Regions from separate parts of the Mus musculus genome. Here region 2 is linked to region 1. The links are chromatin loops, found by intact Hi-C in ENCODE. Cell type or tissue: heart. All regions are shown on one strand. Each heading gives the region's core, and the rest is flanking DNA. Links, peaks and the distances in the headings are about the cores only.

Evidence for each region. Hi-C counts contacts between places; a loop is a spot of excess contacts. Peaks named below come from ENCODE experiments on the same cell type or tissue, not always from the same donor. Only the 100,000 strongest peaks of a DNase experiment are listed, where the experiment ranks them.
Region 2: a loop joins it to region 1, with 4 times the contacts of the local background. A loop is called at or near these places in 1 of 42 quality-filtered maps.

The regions. Positions count from the first base shown.
Region 1 is chr7:38,017,001-38,021,389 of GRCm38, forward strand. Uri1 (URI1, prefoldin-like chaperone) reads right to left here and starts at 2,552. Exons shown (of 11, transcript NM_011274.5): 1 at 2,110-2,552. The coding sequence starts at 2,220. In heart, for the core only: CTCF peaks have their summits at 2,176 and 2,382; DNase peaks (open chromatin) are centred at 1,631, 2,041 and 2,571; H3K4me3 peaks cover 1,795 bases; H3K27ac peaks cover 1,370 bases.
Region 2 is chr7:38,271,256-38,275,644 of GRCm38, forward strand. Pop4 (processing of precursor 4, ribonuclease P/MRP family, (S. cerevisiae)) reads right to left here and starts at 93. Exons shown (of 7, transcript NM_025390.4): 1 at 1-93. In heart, for the core only: a CTCF peak has its summit at 2,385; a DNase peak (open chromatin) is centred at 136; H3K4me3 peaks cover 825 bases; H3K27ac peaks cover 608 bases.

The sequences.
Region 1 (4,389 bases), core at 284-4,283:
TTCGTATTTCATTCACCCTAACATCAGAATAAAACCCAGGCTCTCCCTTTTAAAAATGACACAGGGAAGCAAAGATGCTGATCAGCATTACTCACAAGCAAAAGTGTTTTCCATATGGGCTAGAGGCAGTGGTACCAGCTACCCTGGGACACTTCACAATTTGGTCAAAATTAACAAGGAGGCAATATGTAGGGCTTTGTTTTGGTTTGTCTTTCTTTCTTTCTTTCTTTCTTTCTTTCTTTCTTTCTTTCTTTCTTTCTTTCTTATTTTCCTCTATTTTCCTTTTTAAAAATCTGTTTCTCCTTTTAAAAAAAAATTAAGATGAAGTCAAGTCTGATGCCACAGGTAATCCCACCTACTTAGAAGGCTGAGTTTAGAGGCTTACAGCTTTAAGTCCAGGCTGGGCTACAATGGGAGTTCAAGGCCAGCTTGGGCAACTTAAAAAGAACATGTTTCAAAAATTAAAAAGTTGACTGATAATATAGCTCTCCTAGAACCATAATAAATAAAAATATAAATCAATAAAAGCAAATACGTCTTGTGATTTAAATTAAACTAGGTTAACTTTTAAACTCTCATCTTTAAGAACAAGTTTAAAATCCAACAGTTGTATTATGTATTAGGGAAAAACGGGGAAAAATATATATATATATAAAGCAGCAGCAGCAGGAGCTAACCAAAGTATGAAAGACTCCTACAATCTGTTAACAGGTGGTTTCTAAGCCAAAAGGGATTTCTTGGGACCTAGGAAAAACTTTCATATAGTTAACCTCAGCAATTTTTCTAACCACATTTCATGAAAAGTTTTACATAGGTATATGAATAAAAAGGAGTTTGGGTTTCATAGCAAAAATTCAAGCTTACATGAAATAGGAGCTCCCAAGATCCACCCTTAACTGAGGAGCTACTGGAAGTTGACAACAGCTAAGGGACAAAGACTGACACATGGGATTTGTGGTGCCCGTGCTCCTTGGATGGTTCTATCTAACACATATGGGCAAGCACTAGCTGGACTGAGATATTTAAAAAAAAAAAAAAAAAAAAAAAGGACATGAAGTTGGAAGGGGGATGTGTGGGAGGGAAAGGGAGTTAAGTTGAAGGGACGAAATAGATTTAACTGACTGCATGTACAATTCTCCAGGAGTAAATTCCAAATAAATAACATAAAGTTTACACGCAAAAATATTTAAATATAGAAAAATAGAGCTTCTCAAATGTTTATGCAACTTCCTAAACCTTTATTAATACCTCACTCTGGCAACAGGACATGTGACGTTTAAGCAAATTAAATGTCGCTTTTCAAAGAATTTCAAGGCACGTCAGGAGAATCAACTTGAAAACCTACAGAATCCACAGGACAATTTCACATTTAACAATCGAGCTGTAGTTCTTAACTACATAACATTTCCTTATAAAAAAAAATATATAATAATTCCCATTCGGAGATTCTAAGCATTCTCCTCTCCTCTGGTAGATCAAAAAAAAAAAAAAAAAGTGGGGAAAGCCTTGTTTAATAAAGGCTTGAAGTTAAAATTTAACAAAGGCCTTCTCTCTTGTCGACTACTAAACCTAAGAGCTGGATTGCACAGGAAGTGCATCATCACCAACGTAGTCAAACTTGGACGCTCAATCAAATAAGGATATCTCGTGTGTGTGTGTGTGTGTGTGTGTGTGTGTGTGTGTGTGTGTGTGCGCACGCGCGCATTGTACCAACGTTTAGATAATAAATAGCTAAGGGGTAAAAAGAGTGACCACTTCTGTTCACAGTGTAATCCCCGAACCAAAAAGGAAAAAAAAAAAAACACGTATTTTTATTTAGTCCCAACAATTGCTCTCTCAGTTCAGGGTCAACCGATTATCCTATCCCCTGCATCCTCTGTATTCCCCACATCCCCGCATCCCTTCCGGGGAAGGTCAAAGGGCCACCGACAAAAGACAACAAATGCACGTGACAAAAGTTTCTCCCGTGGTCCCCGCGGCCCGAGGCTGCGCAGCTCGCGCGTGGGGATCTCGGTTTCACGCAGAGGGCTGGCCGCATTAGAGGTTGCTCAGAGTGTCGCGGCCACATGCGGAAGCCGGCCAGGGCCGGAACCAAGCGCGGCCTGTTACCTTTTCCTGCTCCTCGCGAAGCCGCGCCACCTCTGGTGCGCGCAGCGGAGCGGCGGCTGAGGCCTCTGCAAGGGGCTGGGGCTCGGGCTCGGGTTCGGACGGGGGCTCCATGCCCGGCGCCGCAGCCTCAGCGAGGCGAACAAGTCCTAAACAAGTGTTTATGGAGACGGCGTGGCCGGCGGATGCCCAGCGCCCGCGCGCTCGCCCTCATGCACTGCACGCCTCTCTCTGAAGAGGCCGCGCTCACTTTCGCCGCTGCCCCGGGGGCCGCCGCTCGCGTCCGGGCTACCCGCGGCCGCATCTCACACGCGCATACCGCCGCCGCCGCCGCCGCCGCCGCCTCGGAGCAGCAGGCCCTACACCAGGCGCGCCACGCTCTTCTCCCGCAACCGGGCCCAGCTTAGCGTCCCGCGACTGCCGCGCCTCCGCGCACGCCCCGCCCCTCGCCCCGCCCGCGCAGCACGCCGGGAAGCTCTCAAGCTCCGCCCTAGGGGGCGGGGCTATGGCGGGGACAGGGCCTCCGGGTGGGGTGGAGGCTGAGCCGCTCAGGACCCCTGCACAGGATGAGAGGCGGCGGGATAGTGGGTCCCAATTCGCTTGGCGCTGCCTGTGGTGGTAGGAACTTAATATGAGCACTGAGACTGTTTCATAAGCTCATTTAATTTTATCAAATTCAGCTGTTTCCCATGCCTTTTAATGAACTAATGTGGTTTAATGAGCTAAAATGCACAATATACAACTATATTTTTGCGTATGTATTAATTACTGTACACATTACAATTTTCCTTACATATATTAAGCTGCAGTATTAATATTACTATGTTACTACGTATGCACTGTGTAGCACATTTTTCAACAACAGCTGCTGCCCTATCCCATGTATTTTATAATTCTGGTGTTTTGTTTAACAGTGGGGACCAAATGCATGGCTTTGGACTTGCTAGACAAGCACTCTACCAACTGAGCTAAATCCCCATCCCTGTTCCACTCAGTATTTTAAAAATTGGAAGCTGGAGCAGGGAGCACACCTTTAATCCCCAACAGTTTGAAGGCAGAGGCAGGAGGGTATCTGTGAGTTTGAAGCCAGCCTGGTCCACATAGCAAGTTCCAGGCCAGCCTGAGCTGAATAAATCTCTTGGACTCACTTCCTCCCCCTAGCCCTTTGTGCAGCCTCTGTTTGTGGCAGTCCTCTAGTCTACCTTGTGGCCTTGTCCTAACTCTATCCCAAGCCCGGACAATAGGCATAGATCCTATTACCTCAGTATTGTGTGTATAGGAACAGGCTGGCAGGCACCTGCAGAATTCTGGCCCTCTGTGGGTCTGTTTGCCCCTATCTTCCACTTCTGTTCCAGCTCCCAAGTCCACATCCATCCTTTGATCACTTGCATCAAGAAAGAAAAAGCAGGGACGATTGGGGAAGATGGTAAATATGAATTTCTCTCCCTGCAGATGCAGCAACCTCTGAAACACAGTCAAACTCTGAGCACTCATCTTGCCTCCCGCCAATAGCAGCATCCCTGACTCCTAGGGCACCGCAGAAGCTACTTCTCTAGTGCTGGGCTTTGAATATGAACTGACCCCATGTGTTTCAATACTTGGTCCCTAACAGGTAGTACTAATTTGGAAGGATACTTAAAAATTAGGATGTACCAGGCAGTGGTGGCTCACACCTTTAATCCCAGAATCTGGAAGGCAGAGGCAGGCAGATCTCTGAGTTTGAGGCCAGCCTGGTCTACAGAGTGAGTTCCAGGACATCCAAGGCTACACAAAAAAACCCTGTCTTGAAAAGTGAGGGGGTGGGGAATTTAGTATGTCGTTTAGAATGTAGAACCTAAGTGGAGGAAGTCGGTCAGTGGGGTAAGTCTTTGGTATAGCATCCCTGGATACTACCTGTCACTCTCTGCCTCTTGTTCAGCTGTGAAGTAAACTGAGGCAGGCCATGCCTCCCTGCCATAATACACTGAATCCTCTGGAATGGCATTCCCTACAGAAAGTGATCTAGGATAGATTTGTTTATGTTTGAGTGCATTTTTAGACATGTATCAAGCAAAAGCAAAAGAACATGTAGCAAGAAGCAGATAGAGAACAAAATAAATCAGGCCCTTACGACGTCTAGCAGAACTATCTAGGGTAACCAGAGCGGGAAAGCAAGCAAGAATAAAATCAGCAGCAAACAGCAGACAGATAACATCAACTTGAGCACTTACAACATGCCCCAGAAAGACTGGGCTGAGTCTGTCCAAAAGGCTGGAGCTCTGTTTGGGATGTTTCCAGCTAGAG
Region 2 (4,389 bases), core at 119-4,118, 250 kb after region 1:
GCTTTTTTGTTTAAAATTCCACTGGAAAAATCCGATAAGCCCAAGAGACAATTAACAAAGTGCACGGACTTGCTCCACCCTGCGTCAGGGGATGGCGACCAGATTTCGGATCGGGCGCCTCTCTGACGTCATTGACGCGACGGCATCTGTGTGCGTCCGTCACTGGCACAGGCTCTGTGGTTGAGAGAGGAGCGGATTTTGCGGGTCTGCTGTGGTGTTCAGTATGCAAGTGTCTGTAACTGGAGTAGTCGTGTTGGGGGGTCAGGATTAATGAAATGTAGCGAGAGCAAGCTGCCATAGAGAGGACGCGAGGGAGATTGGGGACGAGGGAGGGCACAAGTTGGCCGGGGATATCGGCGGTAACGACTGTGGGATTCCTTTTTTTTTTTTTTTAAGCAAGAGGCTTACAGTGTTGCCCTGGGTAATCTAGAATTTACTCCCGAGAATACTAGTCATATTTTGTACTGGTGGCCGGGGGTATTTAGTCCTGTTTCTGCTACTAAATACTTTTATGACCTCGTTCAAAGGTCTTTTTCCTATTAGTAAAGAAAAAGAGTAGGTTTATTTGCTATCGGATGCAAGAAGGTAGAGACGTGTAGTTAGTGTAGCTAGTATAACAAAAGTTACATTTTATTATGCAAACGGTCATTTCATAGGTTCACCCCCTAAATTCCTAACTACCTAAGCCTATCTCCCCAAGGCTACCCTCCTGTGTGACTTATCTTAGCTGAAGGTCAGGTCCAGTCTCCAACAGAAGTTTTTGATTGGAGTGTCAGATTACTCTCCAGCCGCAGGGCAGATGAAGGTGGCTTCTCTTCAGTTGTGCAGAGCAGAGCATTGCTCTTGGTGCCCACTAATACACTGTCCACTGGGTGTCATGGGGTTCTAGGACTGTGTCTAGTTGTCTTGAGTGATGTAACTGGGTTCTGGTTATCAGGTGCTGCCTTGGGTGTACTGGGGTTCCTTAATTAAACGTTTTACATGGGGTTCCTTAGTTAAACGTTTTACATGTCTAAAAGGCACCTATCTTCTTCTTCTTCTCTCTCTCTTTCTTTCTTTCTTTCTTTCTTTCTTTCTTTCTTTCTTTCTTTCTTTCTTTCTTCTCTTTCTTCTCTCTCTCTCTCTCTCTCTCTCTCTCTCTCTCTCTCTCTCTCTCTCTCTCTCTCTCTCCCTCCCTCCCTCCCTCCCTCCCTCCCTCCCTCCCTTCCTTTCTTTCCTGTGCTCATTGCATCTTACCCCATTGGTCTCAAAATGTTTGCTCTTTTAAAAAATTGATTCTTTTTCACTGAAGACAGTGTCCCAGACACTTGCTTTGTGGTCTAGGCTGAGCTTGAAAGTGCAACATTCCTGCCTGGCCTTCTGGAGCATTGGAATTTATAGTCTATCTTATTATATCCAGTCTAGAAGGCATTCTTCAGACTTGGAACATTAGTGTCTGTCATTATGATAAAAGACAAAAGTGATTCTCAAAGATCTGGGACACAAAGGCCCAGGCTAGCCTTTTCTCTAGACCAGTTATTAGGAGTCTTTTAATGGACCCTTTCAAATATCTAGCATAGCTTTGGGTATATGTCACTGTTCCCTGTGATTCTCAGATTACAGTAGGATGTGGTTTTTTTTTTTAATTTTTTATTTTTTTTCAGAGTAACAGTGACACCACAGATGGCATGCTTACTATTTTTTCTTTTTAAGAAGGAGAGATTCTAACTTTGTCATCCTCAGAAAACCGTATGAAAAAAGATACCTACTAGAGTTTTTGTGATTGTTGTTTATGATTGTAAAGTACTGGAGAGAGTAGTTGACAGTGATGGACGGAGCAAATGAAGTGTGTGCTGATTTATTTGGTCAATTAAGTTTATCACAAGAGTGCACAGTCAGCAGGCTGGGGCTGGAGGATAGAGAGGTTGAGGCCCTCTTAGCATACACATGGAGACCTTGTCTGAATAAGCAGACAAGTGAAGGGTTTCAAAAATTCAGAGTTACCTAGCAGAAGGGTGCCCAGAATCTCTGTATTTTAAAATTTTTAGTTTATGTTCATTGGTATTTTGCCTGCAGTTATGTCAATGTGAGGTGTCAAGAAGACCTGGAAGGGGAGTTACAGACAGGTGTGAACTGCCAAGTGGGTGCTGGGAGATAGAACACAGGTCCTCTGGGAGAGTAGCAGGTGCTCTTCCAGCCAAGTCCTTCCAGCCCCAAGAATCTATATTTTTTTTTAAAAGAGATTTCTTAAAAAGTACCTCTTCCTCTCTCCCCCTTCTCTCCCCCCCCCTCCTGTTTGTGTGTGTGTAATGAACTATCCATAGAGGTCAGAAGAGAACTCCATTGGACCCGAAGCTATTGGTAGTTTGGAGCCACCTAGTGTGGGAGCTGGAACCTTTGGAAATGCAACAAGCGCTCTTGATACCTGAACATCTTCCCAGTTCCCAGAATCTATTTTTTTAAAAATCATATCACTTTTTTCATTTATTTAGTTATTCACTTTACATCCTGTCTGCTGCTCCCCCTCTCCCTTCCCAGTCCCACCCCCATATATCCCTCCCCCATTACCCTGCCTCTCAGCAGAGGCAAAGCCCCTCCCCACCCCCTCCCCTGCCTGCCCTGGGACATCAAGCCACAGCAGGACTAAGTGTATTCTCTCCCACTAAGGCCCAGCCAGGCAATCCAGCTAAGGGATGGGGGGTGGGGGGGGGGTGGGTACGTCCAGTGGCAGGCATCAGATTCAGAGACAGCCTCCACTCCAGTTGCTAGGGGACCCATATGAAGACCAAGCTGCACAACTGCTACAAATGTGTAGGGGGCCTACATCCAGCCCCTGTGTGTTCTTTTGTTGGTTTAGTCTCTGTCAGTCCCCATGGGCCTAGGTTAGTTAACTCTGTTGGTATTTTTGTGGTGTCCTTGACCCCTCCAGCTTGCTCAAGCTCATTCACAACTTTCCCACAAGACTCCCTAAGCTCTGCCTGATGTTTGGCTGTGGGTTTCTACATCTGTTTTCATCCACTGATGAATGAAGTCTCTTAGGAAGCAGTTATGCTAGGTTCCTGTCCACAAGCATAGCAGAGTATCATTAATAATGTCAGGGGTTGGCTTTCTCCCATGGAATGGGTCTCAGGTGGAGCCAGCCAATGGCTGGCCATTCCCTCATTCTCTGCTCCATCTTTATCCCTGCACATCTTGTAGGTAGTACAAATTTTGGGTTCAAGGTTTTGTGATTGGATTGCAGTCCCCCTCCCTCCACTAGGAGTCCTGCCTGGCTACAGGATGTGGCCACTTCAGTCTCCCTATATCTCAGTGGTATGCCATGTCTCCGGCTACTCGTGCAGATGTCCCCCATCTATATCTGTTCTCTCTCCTGGCCTTCTCCTGCCCCATTCCCATATCTTATCCCCATCCCTGTTCCCCTGCACACTCCCCTCCTACCGAATCTCCTCCCTCTATCCACATCTGAATTCTATTTTAATTCCACTTTTGAATGAGACTCCACATCCTCCCTTGGGTCCTTCTTATTTCCAAGTTTCTCTGTTTCTGTGGATTTTAGCATGATTATCCTGTATTTTATGGCTAATGTTCACACGTGAGTACATACCATGTGTATCTTTCTGGCTCTGGGTTACCTCACTCAGGATGGTAGTTTCTAGTTCCATCCATTTACCTGCAACTTTCATGATGTCTTTGTTTTTAATAGCTGAGTAGTATTTCATTTTGTAAGTGTACCACATTTTCTCTATTCATTCTTCATTTGAGGGACATCTAGGTCATTCTCAGTGTCTGTATATTATGAATAAAGTTGCTATGAGCATAGGTGAGCAAGTGTCCCTGTGGTATAGTGGAGCATCTTTTGGGTATGTGCCCAGGAGTAGTATAGTTGGGTCTTGAGGTTAGAAGAAGTAAATTGGATTCCCAATTTACTGAGAAACCACCAAATTGATTTCCCAAGTGTTTGTGCTAGTTTTCACTCTCACCAGCAATGGATGAGTGTCCCCTTTGTTCTACATCCTCGACAGCATGTGTTGTCACTTGAGTCACAGTGATTTTGATTTGCAGCTAGATGACTAAGGACATTGAAAGTTTCTTTAAGTGCTTCTTGGCCATTAGAGATTTCTTAGTTGGGCTGGTGACATGGCTCAGTGGTTAAGAGCACTGACTGCTTTTCCAAAGATTCTGAGTTCAAATCCCAGCAACCACATGGTGGCTCACAACCATCCATAATGATATCTGATGCCCTCTTCTGGTGTGTCTAAAGACAGCTACAGTGTACTTACATATAATAATAAATAAATCTTAAAAAAAAAAGAAATTCCGTTGTTGAGAAGCCTACAGAATGGGAAGAGATCTTCACCAACCCAATATACGAGAGAGGAATATATCTATATGCATCATATATATGTATAT